2 separate regions of the Homo sapiens genome follow, and region 1 is linked to region 2. A link is an interaction called in ENCODE POLR2A ChIA-PET data of the cell type or tissue named here. Cell type or tissue: GM12878. All regions are shown on one strand. Each heading gives the region's core, and the rest is flanking DNA. Links, peaks and the distances in the headings are about the cores only.

The links. ChIA-PET counts read pairs that join two places held together with the same protein. Peaks named below come from ENCODE experiments on the same cell type or tissue, not always from the same donor. Only the 100,000 strongest peaks of a DNase experiment are listed, where the experiment ranks them.
Region 1: POLR2A ChIA-PET joins it to region 2 with 7 read pairs; 11 of 35 experiments call an interaction of 5 or more read pairs at or near these places.

The regions. Positions count from the first base shown.
Region 1 is chr7:30,259,987-30,265,367 of GRCh38, forward strand. All of the region lies in intron 2 of LOC124901607 (a long non-coding RNA gene), which reads left to right. LOC105375218 (a long non-coding RNA gene) reads right to left here. Exons shown (of 4, transcript NR_136267.1): 2 at 3,638-3,707. Among named protein-coding and RNA genes, the nearest start is that of ZNRF2, 22 kb to the right of the region's middle. In GM12878, for the core only: no CTCF peak of the experiment used is centred there; no DNase peak of the experiment used is centred there.
Region 2 is chr7:30,342,382-30,347,762 of GRCh38, forward strand. The region is part of intron 2 of ZNRF2 (zinc and ring finger 2); the gene reads left to right. Among named protein-coding and RNA genes, the nearest start is that of LINC01176, 46 kb to the right of the region's middle. In GM12878, for the core only: no CTCF peak of the experiment used is centred there; no DNase peak of the experiment used is centred there; H3K4me3 peaks cover 586 bases; H3K27ac peaks cover 1,170 bases.

The sequences.
Region 1 (5,381 bases), core at 209-5,208, 82 kb before region 2:
TCCTGATCTGGAAGAATTTCTGCAGTCACAGACAGCCTCAGCGGTGATATCTACAATGACTGATTACTGATGTCTGCCAAGGGCCCAGGAAGAGGTGTGTTTGGCATATTTGTCAGCCATGCTCTGGTGGACATGTGGATACATTTTGAACTTTTTGGCCTTTTGCTGATCTTTATTTTCAGAAACACACACCAGCATTTCTTTTCTCCTCATGCATATTCATGGCTATCTACTTGCTGCTCAAATAAGAGATTTATAGTAGTTTAGGCAGAATCTCTCAGAGGTATCTGAGCTAATGAGCAGTAAACACCACTCAGCATATGTCTCTAGAAACTCTGGGCAGGGAAGCCTCTACAAGTTGGTCATCCCTGTGTAGTCACTTTTTCTCTTTGCAACAGATGTCCAATACTCAGGTTCTCCCATGCCTCCAAAACAGCTGTCACCCTCAAATCCCCTGGAGTGGATCACGACTGTGGCAGGATCTATGACATCCATTATGGGTTTCACACAGAAGACATGATAGAGTGATATGAACTGTGACTGTGCTGTCACCAGCACTTTTAGTTATAACTGAGCTCTCTGGAAATATCTGCACCACTTGAGGGAGTTGGTGTCCTCAGCTGTGTCCTGCTGCATGATGTGAAATGGTAGAGGCAGGCCATTTGCCTCACTCCCTTATTGCTACACTGCCTGGCTCTTTGCTATTTTTATAAAAAATCAAGTTTTCCTTAAATATCAAAGAATTTTGGCCAGGTGTGGTGGCTCATACCCATAATCCCAGCACTTTGGGAGACTGAGGTGGGTGGATCACTTGAAGTCAGGAGTTCGAGACCAGCCTGGCCAACATGGTGAAACCCCATCTCTACTAAAAATACAATAATTAGCTGGGCATGGTGGCACACGCCTGTACTCCCAGCTACTTGGGAGTCTGAGGTGAGAGAATTGCTTGAACATGGGAGGCGGAGCTTGCAGTGAGCCAAGATTGTGCCACTGCATTCCAGCCTGGGCAACAGAGCGAGACTCCATCTCAAAAAAAAAAAAAAAAAAAGAATTTTATCTTCAGGGAGCCCCTCTGTTTTAGTCTACTTGGGCTGCTATACCAAAATACCATAGACTGGCTGGATGAAACAACAGAAATGTGTTTCTTTATAGTTCTGGAGGCTGAGAAGTCTGAGATCAAGATGCTGGCTGATTCAGTTCCTGGTGAGGGCCAACATCACAGCCTCTAGACAGCCACCTTTTTGCTGTGTCCTCACTTGGTGGGGAGAGAGCAAGCTGCCATCTCAAGAACAGTGATCCCATCATGGGGGCCTCCCTCAAGATCTCATCTAAACCTAATGACCTCCCAGAGGCCCACCTCCCAATACCATCACATTGGGGGTGAAGACTTCCACCTAGAAATGTGAGGGGGATACAAACACTCAGTCTGTAACACCCTCCTTTATGGAAGGTGTGTCTTCATTAGAAAACACCAATCCTTGATAATATAACCAAACTTTTTAACACTAAAGAGTTTGGCTGGGCGCGGTGGCTCGTGCCTGTAATCCCAGCACTTTGGGAGGCCGAGGCAGGTGGATCATGAGGTCAGGAGATTGAGACCATCCTGGCTAACACAGTGAAACCACGTCTCCACTAAAAATACAAAAAATCAGCCAGGCGTGGTGGCGGGCACCTGTAGTCCCAACTACTCGGGAGGCTGAGGCAGGAGAATCACGTGAACCCAGGAGGTGGAGGTTGCAGTGAGCCAAGATCGCGCCACTGCACTCCAGCCTGGATGACAAAGCGAGACTCTGTCTCGGAAAAAAAAAAAAAAAAAAAGTTTGACCTGAACGTTTTGTGCTTTGGGTTTTAGTGGGGTTGGTGTGCTTGTGCTACCGAGTTGAGAGAATAGAGAGCTTTAATAATTATTAGCATTTAGCAAAATAATGATGTTTTCAGTTTTAAAAAGAACAGTAAGTGACTCAATTCCTATTGCTAATTGTAGAAAATGTCATGGTGGAACTGCGTGGGGAAATACAGAGGAAACTGCAGTGGGTTGGGGAGGAGGACCGTTTTGAACTGCTTTTTGTTAAGAGAACTGACAATTCTGCTTGTCGAGTTGTTAATACAATGTTGAAGTTCAGGTGCTGTATCTGATTTCAATTCCTGACTCCTCCACTTAGTAGCACTGTGACTCTGGGCAAGTTACTGCATCTCTCTAAGTCTCAGCTTTGTCATTTCTAAAATGAAAGTAATAATAGTTCCTACTCCATGGGACTCAATGAGGAGAAGGTTCAATGAGGAGCTGGGAGTGGTGTCTCTTGCCTATAATTCCAGCACTTTGGGAGGCTGAGGCAGGAGGATCGCTTGAGCCCAGGAGGTCAAGACCAGCCTAGGCAATAAAGTGAGACTGTTGCTACAAAAAAAAAAAAAAAAAAAAAAGCCAGGCCTGGTAGTGTGCACCTGTGGTCCCAGCTACTCAGGAGGCTGAGGTGGGAGGATCGCTTGAGTTCAGGAGGTCGATGCTGCAGTGAGCCGTGTTCACGTCACTGCCCTCCAGCCTGGGTGATAGAGCCAGACTCTGCCTCAGAAAAAAAAAAAAAAGAAAAGAAAGATTCAATGTGAATGTATGCAAAGTAATTCAGGATTGTGTCTGGAACATGGTAAGTGCTCATTAGATGTTAGCTATTATTATTATTAGTATTATTAGCAGCATGGTGGGAAAGATACAGCACTAGGAAGCTAGAGCCCTTTCCCCAATTACTGAGGTACGTTGACAGTAAAAATAACAACGACAACAACAATAATAGCAACACTTTTATGTACTAGGCTCTTAATATTATTACTATTATAATCATCCCTTACTTATAACTGTGGAAATTGAGTCACAGAAAGATTAAATAACTTGCCCAAAGTAACAAGGCTAATGACCAGCAAGGCCAGAGCTTGAATCCAGGCAGCCTGTTGCAGAGCTGACATGTTGAACTAACATGATGTGTTGCTTTTTTTTGTCTATACAGTTAGGGCCATGGCTAGAGGCAACGTGTAGACCCAGTAATCTGTTGGGATCCCTCCATGTCTCGGATCCTTGGGAATGTCCCTGAGTTTAGATCTACTGTTATGCTCTATATCAGACAATGAAAAACACAGTTCTAAGTCCTTAGCTTGGGAAACTCTCATAACATTTGGCTTAGTGAAGTCAAATGGTACAAAATTCAAAAGTAAAAGGCACATGGTATAAAGTCTTACTTCAGCATCCAGCCATCTAGTTCCCTTGCCCGGAGATAGCAAATGTTAGCTAATGGATCAACTTTGAGCAAATTGTTAACCCAAAACTTACCTCTTTATCATCCAAGACAAACACTGCTTCCATGCCCCACCTCCCATCTGTGCTCTGACTTCCTGGCTGGAGACAGAATTCTCAATGAAGGAGAGAAACAGAAGTAGTTTCTCTTCAGTGCCAGCCTCACCTTCCCTTCCCTTCTCTTTACGTCTCCCCTCCCCTACCACTCCTGGGTCTTTCTTTCCCAACTCAAACTATCACCACTTTACACTACACTAAAGGTATCCTCAGGAGAAGGTTGGGACATCTGCTTTAACTTCCACAACTCCTTTGCTACCGTGACTATCATTCTGGGTTTATCACCAATTAACATACCACTCACGCTGTGAAGTATAAGGGCTGGTGTGGCTGGACCACCAAAGAAGACTCATTTGCTGTAATATTCCTAAACACAGAAAGAAAAAAAAATAAGATTTTCTTTCTCTAAGTATTCTAGTACTAAACCTTATAGCTACATATGTACAGGAACAGAGAGATATCAGGACATGCTATTGATCTCATTTGCAAAACCCCAAAATAATAGCAACAACAAACTAAGCATGCACACATTGACTAGCAGTTTAAACTGTTAACAGTGAATATGTTACTTACCAACTATTTTAACTTTTAATAAGAAGCATGAATTTCATATATATACACATATATATGTATATATGATTTTCAGATCGCAGATCTTTTCTCCCCTTTTTATTGTGGTAAAATAACATACGCTTTACCATTTTAACTATTTTTAGTTAGTTGTTTGTTTTTAACAGAGGTGGAGTCTCACTATGTTGCCTAGGCTGGTCTCAACCTCCTGGACCCAAGCACTCCTCCCGCCCTGGCCTCCCAAAGTGTTGAGATTATAGGCATGAGCCACTGCACCCAGCCTCAACTATTTTTACGTCTACAATTCAGTGACATTAAGTATATTCACAATGTTGTGCAATAGTCACCACTATCCATTTTCATCATCCCAAACAGAAACTCTGTATCCATGAAATAATAACTCCCCATTCCTCCCTCCCCAAGTGCCTTACAACCTCGATTCTACTTTCTGTCTCTATGGATTTGTCTATTCTATAAGCTGCGTTATGCAATATTTGCTCTTCAGTGTCTGGTTTATTTCACCAAGCACAATGTCTTCAATGTTCACCAATGTTGTGATATATATTAAAATCACATACATCCTTTATTTATGTAAAAGAATTTTCGTTCCTTTTAAAGGCTGAATGATACCCAATTTTATGTATATACTACATTTTAAAAATCCATGCACTTGTTGGTTGGGTTGTTACCACCCTTTAGCTATTGACAATAGTGCTGCTATGAAATGGGTGTAGGAGTATCTGTTTGAATCCCTGCTTTTAATTCTTTTGGGCATATACCTAGAAGAGAAATTGCTAGATTCTATGGTTTATCTATGTTTAACTTTTTGAGGAAACACCATACTGTTTTCCATAGCAGCTGCACCATTTTACATTCCCACCAGCAATGGACCAGGGTCCTAATTTCTACCCATCATCATCAATCCTTTTTTTAAAAAAATAGTTACCCTAATGGGTGTGAATCTCATTTTTTATCCCTTACCCCCCTTTTTCTCCAAGTCCCCAAAGTCCATTTTATCATTCTTATGCCTGTGCATCATCATAGCTTGGCTCGCACTTATGAGTGAGAACATACAATGTTTGGTTTTCCATTCTTGAGTTACTTCACTCAGAATAATGTTCTCCAGGCACGGTGGCTCACACCTGTAATCCCAGCACTTTGGGAGGCTGAGGTGGGTGGATCACGAGGTCAGGAGATCGAGACCATCTTGGCCAGCATGGTGAAACCCCATCTCTACTAAAATGCAAAAAATTAGCCAGGTGTGGTGGCACGTGCCTGTAATCCCAGCTACTTGTGAGGCTGAGGCGGGGGAATCGCTTGAATCTGGGAGGCGGAGGTTGCAGTGAGCTGAGATCACACCACTGCACTCCAGCCTGGTGACAGAGCAAGACTCTGTCTAAAAAAAAAAAAAAAAAAAAAAGGTCTCCAATTTCATCCAGGATCCAGGTTGCTGCAAATGCCATCATTTCAT
Region 2 (5,381 bases), core at 200-5,199:
TATTTAGTGCTTCCTTCAGGAGCTCTTGTAAGACAGGCGTGGTGATGACAGAATCTCTCAGCATTTGCTTGTCTGTAAAGGATATTATTTCTCCTTCATTTGTGAAGCGTAGCTTGACTGGATACGAAATTCTGGGTTGAAATTCTTTAAGAATGTTGAATATTGGCCCCCACTGTCTTCTGGCTTGTAGGGTTTCTGCAGAGAGATCCATTGTTAGTCTATCATTTTTCTGTTTTCTAATTCATTAATTTAGACTTTTGTTTATATTATTTATTGTGCTTTCCTTAGGTATGCGTTTTCTGAGTTTATTGTGTTGGGGGTATTAATTTTTCTTTCTTGTTTTTCAGCAGAAGTATACAAGCCTATGAATTTTTCTCTGAAGATGTTTTAGCTCTGTTTCAAAGGTTCCGATAAGTAGTGGTTTTTTTTAGATGAGGTACTTTGTATTTTGGGGGTGTCTTTTTTAACTCAAAAGTTATTTGAGAGTATCTTTATCCAAGTGTAGAGGACTTTTTTCCCCCTGGTTTTGCTATTTGTTTCCTAGTTTTGCCGCATTGTGATCAGAGGATGTTGTCTGTACTAGTTTTATATTTTCAAAATTTATTACTGTTTTCTTTGTGGTTTAATGTAAGGTCACTTTTGGCGAATGTTTCCTATTCATGTGTAATTTAAAAGGTCCTTTGGGAGGACAAAGCAGGAGGATCACTTGAGACCCCAGGAGTTCAAGACCCGACCAGCCTGGGCAACATAGTGAGACCGTATCTCTATTTAAAAAATAGGAAAGTCAACCAAGCGTGGTGGTGCATGCCAATAGTCGCAGCTACTGGGGAGGCTGAGGTGGGAGGATCACTTGAGCCCAGGAATTGGAGGCTGCAGTGAGCTATAATCGCACCACTACACCTCAGCCTGGATGACAGAGCAAGACTGTCTCTGAAAAAACAAAAAGACATAGATAAAATTTAATGCTACTGCACTTCATCCTAGATGACAGAGACCCTGTTTCAAAAAAAGGTCTTTAATATTCATCTTTTTTTAAATTCACTTGATCGTCATGGACTAAGGTGAATTAAGGTGTGCTACTACTCATGTTTCTGTTTTTCTCTATATTGCATATTTTTTTTCCTTTACAAATGTTGCTGCTGTTATATGGGTATAAACATAACTATTATAACTTGGGTGCAAATTGCATTTTTTAATATTATAAAAGCTCCTCTGTCTCCTTTAATGTTTATGCCTTATGTTCAACCTTGTCAATAGTAAGATTGTAATTCATTCTTTCTTTTAGTTTGTATTTGCCTGATAAGTTTTTTTTTTCATTTTCATTTCCTGAATATTTTTTGTTTCTTATATGCTTTTTGTATACACAGTACAGGGTTAGATTTTGTTTGCAATCCAATCTAATCTTTGTTTTTTGTTTGTTTGTTTTTGTTGGTTTAGCCCATTTATATTTCTTAATATGGTCAGTGCTAATTCTGTCATTATACTTTCTGGTTTCATGACTTTTTAAAAATGTTTCACTGGGTGGCCAGCTTTTTTTTTTTTTTTTTTTTTTTTAATAGACCGAGTCTTGCTCTGTCACTCAGGCTGGAGTGCAGTGGCGCGATCTCGGCTCACTGCAACCTCTGCCTCCCAGGTTCAAGCGATTCCCCTGCCTCAGCCTCCCGAATAGCTGGGATTACAGGCGCCTGCCATCATACACCCAGCTAATTTTTGTATTTTTAGTAGAGACGGGGTTTCAGCATGTTGGCGAGGCTGGTCTCGAACTCCTGACCTCAGGTGATCTGCCTGCCTTGGCCTCCCAGAGTGCTGGGATTACAGGCGTGAGCCACTGCGCCCGGCCCCAGCTCTTGTTTCTTTTTTTTTTTTTAATTAGAAATAACTGTGTTGTTTCTTTTGATTAGAAATAACTGTGGTGTTTCTAATTGTATTTCTTATAACTGTATTTCTGTGTTTAGTGATTACTTTTATAATTTTATAGAATACCTCTTATTTTTAGATACTGTTTTTTTCTATGAGCAATAATGAAATTAGTGTATTTCCTATTTTTCTCCTTCCTTCCCGTGTTCTAATTTTAGTTGTTACATTACCTAATGTTTGCTTTTATACTATTAAGTTTTTTTTGTACTTCTCTTTGCTTTGTTAGCTTTAAATAATACTTTTTGACACCTAGTTATTTATATCATCTTCCCCCCATCCATCCTCACCTCTTTTAATTTTTGCTAGGTAGATACTTTATACATTATCTAATCAATGTTCCCACTTTTGTTTTAATCTTACCATTACGTAGATTCAGCTGCCACTGCTAATCCTTTTGCTTTAGTTTTTTCAGATGTCTCTTGGCTAGCTGAAGTTCATCCTCATAGAAATCCTTTCACATGGGCTCATGGGAAATAATTACCTAGATTTCTTGCATGTTTAACACAGACTGCTTATCTATGTGTCTTTTTGTTTTTTGAATAACAGTTTAACTGGGTATGAAATCTTTGGGTTATACCTTCTCTACTTGAGGACATTTTAAGCATTCTTCTGGTCTTACAAGTATAATAATGTGTTTCTGTGGAGAAGTCTGAAACCACCTGATTTGTCCTCCTTTTAAAATTGACTTAGTCTTTTTGCCAGAATGCCCAAAGAACTCTTTTTTATGACCGGTATCAACTAGGGTTGAAATTGTGTTGATTTTTTCTGGGTCAGTTTTTAGGACTTGGTGTGCCCTTTCAATATGTAGATCTAGATCTACTTTTATTTCTGTAATGTTTTCTTGAATATTATTTTTGACTACAGATAGGCATTACTGCATTTCCTTTTCTCGTTCTCTGTAGAGAACATTTTTTTCCCTCTAATTCTTAACTCTTCATTTTCTATTTATTTTTCTCATTTCTACCCCTTGATGTTCCTGTGATTTCTTCTAGTGCTTCTTCTAGTTTTACCTTCATTTTTGTAATAGCTTTTTTTTCCCCTTCCCTTCAGGTTTCATCCTCATTTGTGATCTCATCCTTGTATGTGCTTTTGGACAGTTGCTTCCTTATTTTCTTTAGTATTCATGGTAAATATGTTGATTTATTGAGGCTAGATAGTGGATATATAGTGTTCTGTTATACCATTCAGAACCTACACATTTGTATTTTAACTAGTAAATTTGGTGGTGGTCCTTCTCTTTTTTTTTTAAATTATTTATTATTTACTTTGTTCTTCCTAGCCTTTTCTGGATCAAGTTGCTTTCCTTTCCTCCAGATTAATTTAGAACTTCTATTATGCACCTTTTTGTTCTTTTAGTGGTTACCTTACTTTAGTGTATATCATTAAACATGGTTATTTTATTCTGTCAGAATGAGGGATTGTCTCTGAGTTCTTCCCCTGATACACTTGTTCACTTCCCCCACCCTCCACTGCCTCTCTCTTCAAGTCCTAGTTATTAGGAGATAATTTAGACTTCACATTAAGTTTTTACTGGCAGAATATTGCTTTTGTTTCAAAAACCCATAGTTGCGTTACAGTTCCAGATACAGCATTATCTATTTAGATTTAATTTCGCTTATACATGTTTTCTTGCTCTCTGCTGTTGTTTACACTCTTTATTTTTCTGTTACTGAGATCTTCATTCTTACTATAATTTTTGTTTGTTAGGAGCTCTTCCATGAGTAATTTTCGTTGGACAGTCTTAATGGGTAGTATAGTTTCTGAGCTATTAGACGCCCAAAATATTTTTTCATTTGCCTTTACATATGAATGCTATCTTGGGTGTATATAGGATTTTTAATTTCAGTGTTTTTTTTTTTCTGTTAAGTCTGATTTTTTTTTTTTTTTTTTTTTTTTTTTTTTTTTTGTGCGTGTGGTGGCATTTTGCTCTTGTTGCCCAGGCTGCAATGCAGTGGCACGATCTTGGCTCACTGCAACGTCTGCCTCCTAGGTTCAAGCAATTCTCCTGCCTCAGCCTCCTGAGTAGCTAGGATTACAAGTGCCTGCCACCACGCCTGGCTAATTTTTGTATTTTTAGTAGAGACAGCATTTCACCATGTTGGCCAGGCTGTTTTCCAACTCCTCAGGTGATCCGCCTGCCTCGGTCTCCCAAAGTGCTAGGATTATAGGCATGAGCCACTGTGCCTGGCCAAAGTTATTCTACTTTTTAACTTGCAGTATTGTAGATAAGAAGTCTGGCTTTGTCTCACTATTTTTTTTTAATTTTAATAACCTAGTCTTTCCATTTGGAAGCTTACAACATAATTTCTATTTTTGAAAGCCAGAATTTTTTTGTTTTTTCACCGTACTCCCATCTCTAATTAATCCTGCATCTATTTAAGTGTTTTTTCACTCTATTCCTATCTCTAATTCATCCTGCTTGAGACTTCATGAGCCCTTTCAGTCTAAAATCAAGTCTTATTTAGCCTAGGGATTACTTTCTTCTAGTATTTCTTTGATTGTTTTTTGTTTGTTCCTTTTATTCTTCCTGTGACTTCTGTAATTTTAATATTAGAGTTTTTAGATTTGTCTTCTTACAGTTTTATTAATGATTTTTGGTTTCTTTGGAGTTACTTACATGATATTTATTCTAGACTACTAATTTGTTATTTTCAGTGACTTTTTCACTGCCTCTGAAATATTAAATTGAAAAATTACGGGTTTTTTCATTCTAGGAATTTTTACTGGTAAAGTTGTCATCATTGTTGCCTCCTTCCTTCCTGTCTTCCCTCATTTATTCTGTCCCTATAGTAGGTGCCTATTTAAATTTTTTGGTGTGATTCCCCCTCATCCATTCCTGCATATACTTACATAGTTAATGATCTTTCTCAGTTATATAATGTTACGAGTTACAGAATCTCTCATTACCTATGTCGGTCATACTGTTATCTTTTTTCTCAAATAGAAAAAAATAGAATGAAAGTTATTTCTCTTTTGTGAGCCTGTTGGTCAGTAGCCTGTCACACGAAGAATTTTTGTTTGAATTTGGAAATTGTTCCTTGGAGCAGGGAGAGTTTTCATTTTCATCCCAACTCTGGCTTCTTTCTGGTGCTTTCAGTGTCAGTGAGAGCAGCCTTCCTCCCTGCTCTGTTAGATTCACTTAGGTACTGCTGACTGCTTGGGCAGTTTAAGGATTAGAGGACATTGACCAAGTCCAGTGAAAAGAAATAAACCTTTTCCCAAATCAATGTGTTTTTCACCCTTTCCTTAGAACAATTAAAAAGAAAAAAAAATCCATGGTGGTACATGCTTGTAGTCTCATCTACTCTGGAGGCTGAGGCAGGAGAATCGCTTGAGCCCAGGAGGCAGAGGCTGCAGTGAGCTGAGATTGTACCACTGCACTCCAGCCCAAGTAACAGAGCAAGACTCTGTCTCAAAAAAAATAAAATAAAACAAAATAACTTCACACTTGCTGTTTCTTGATT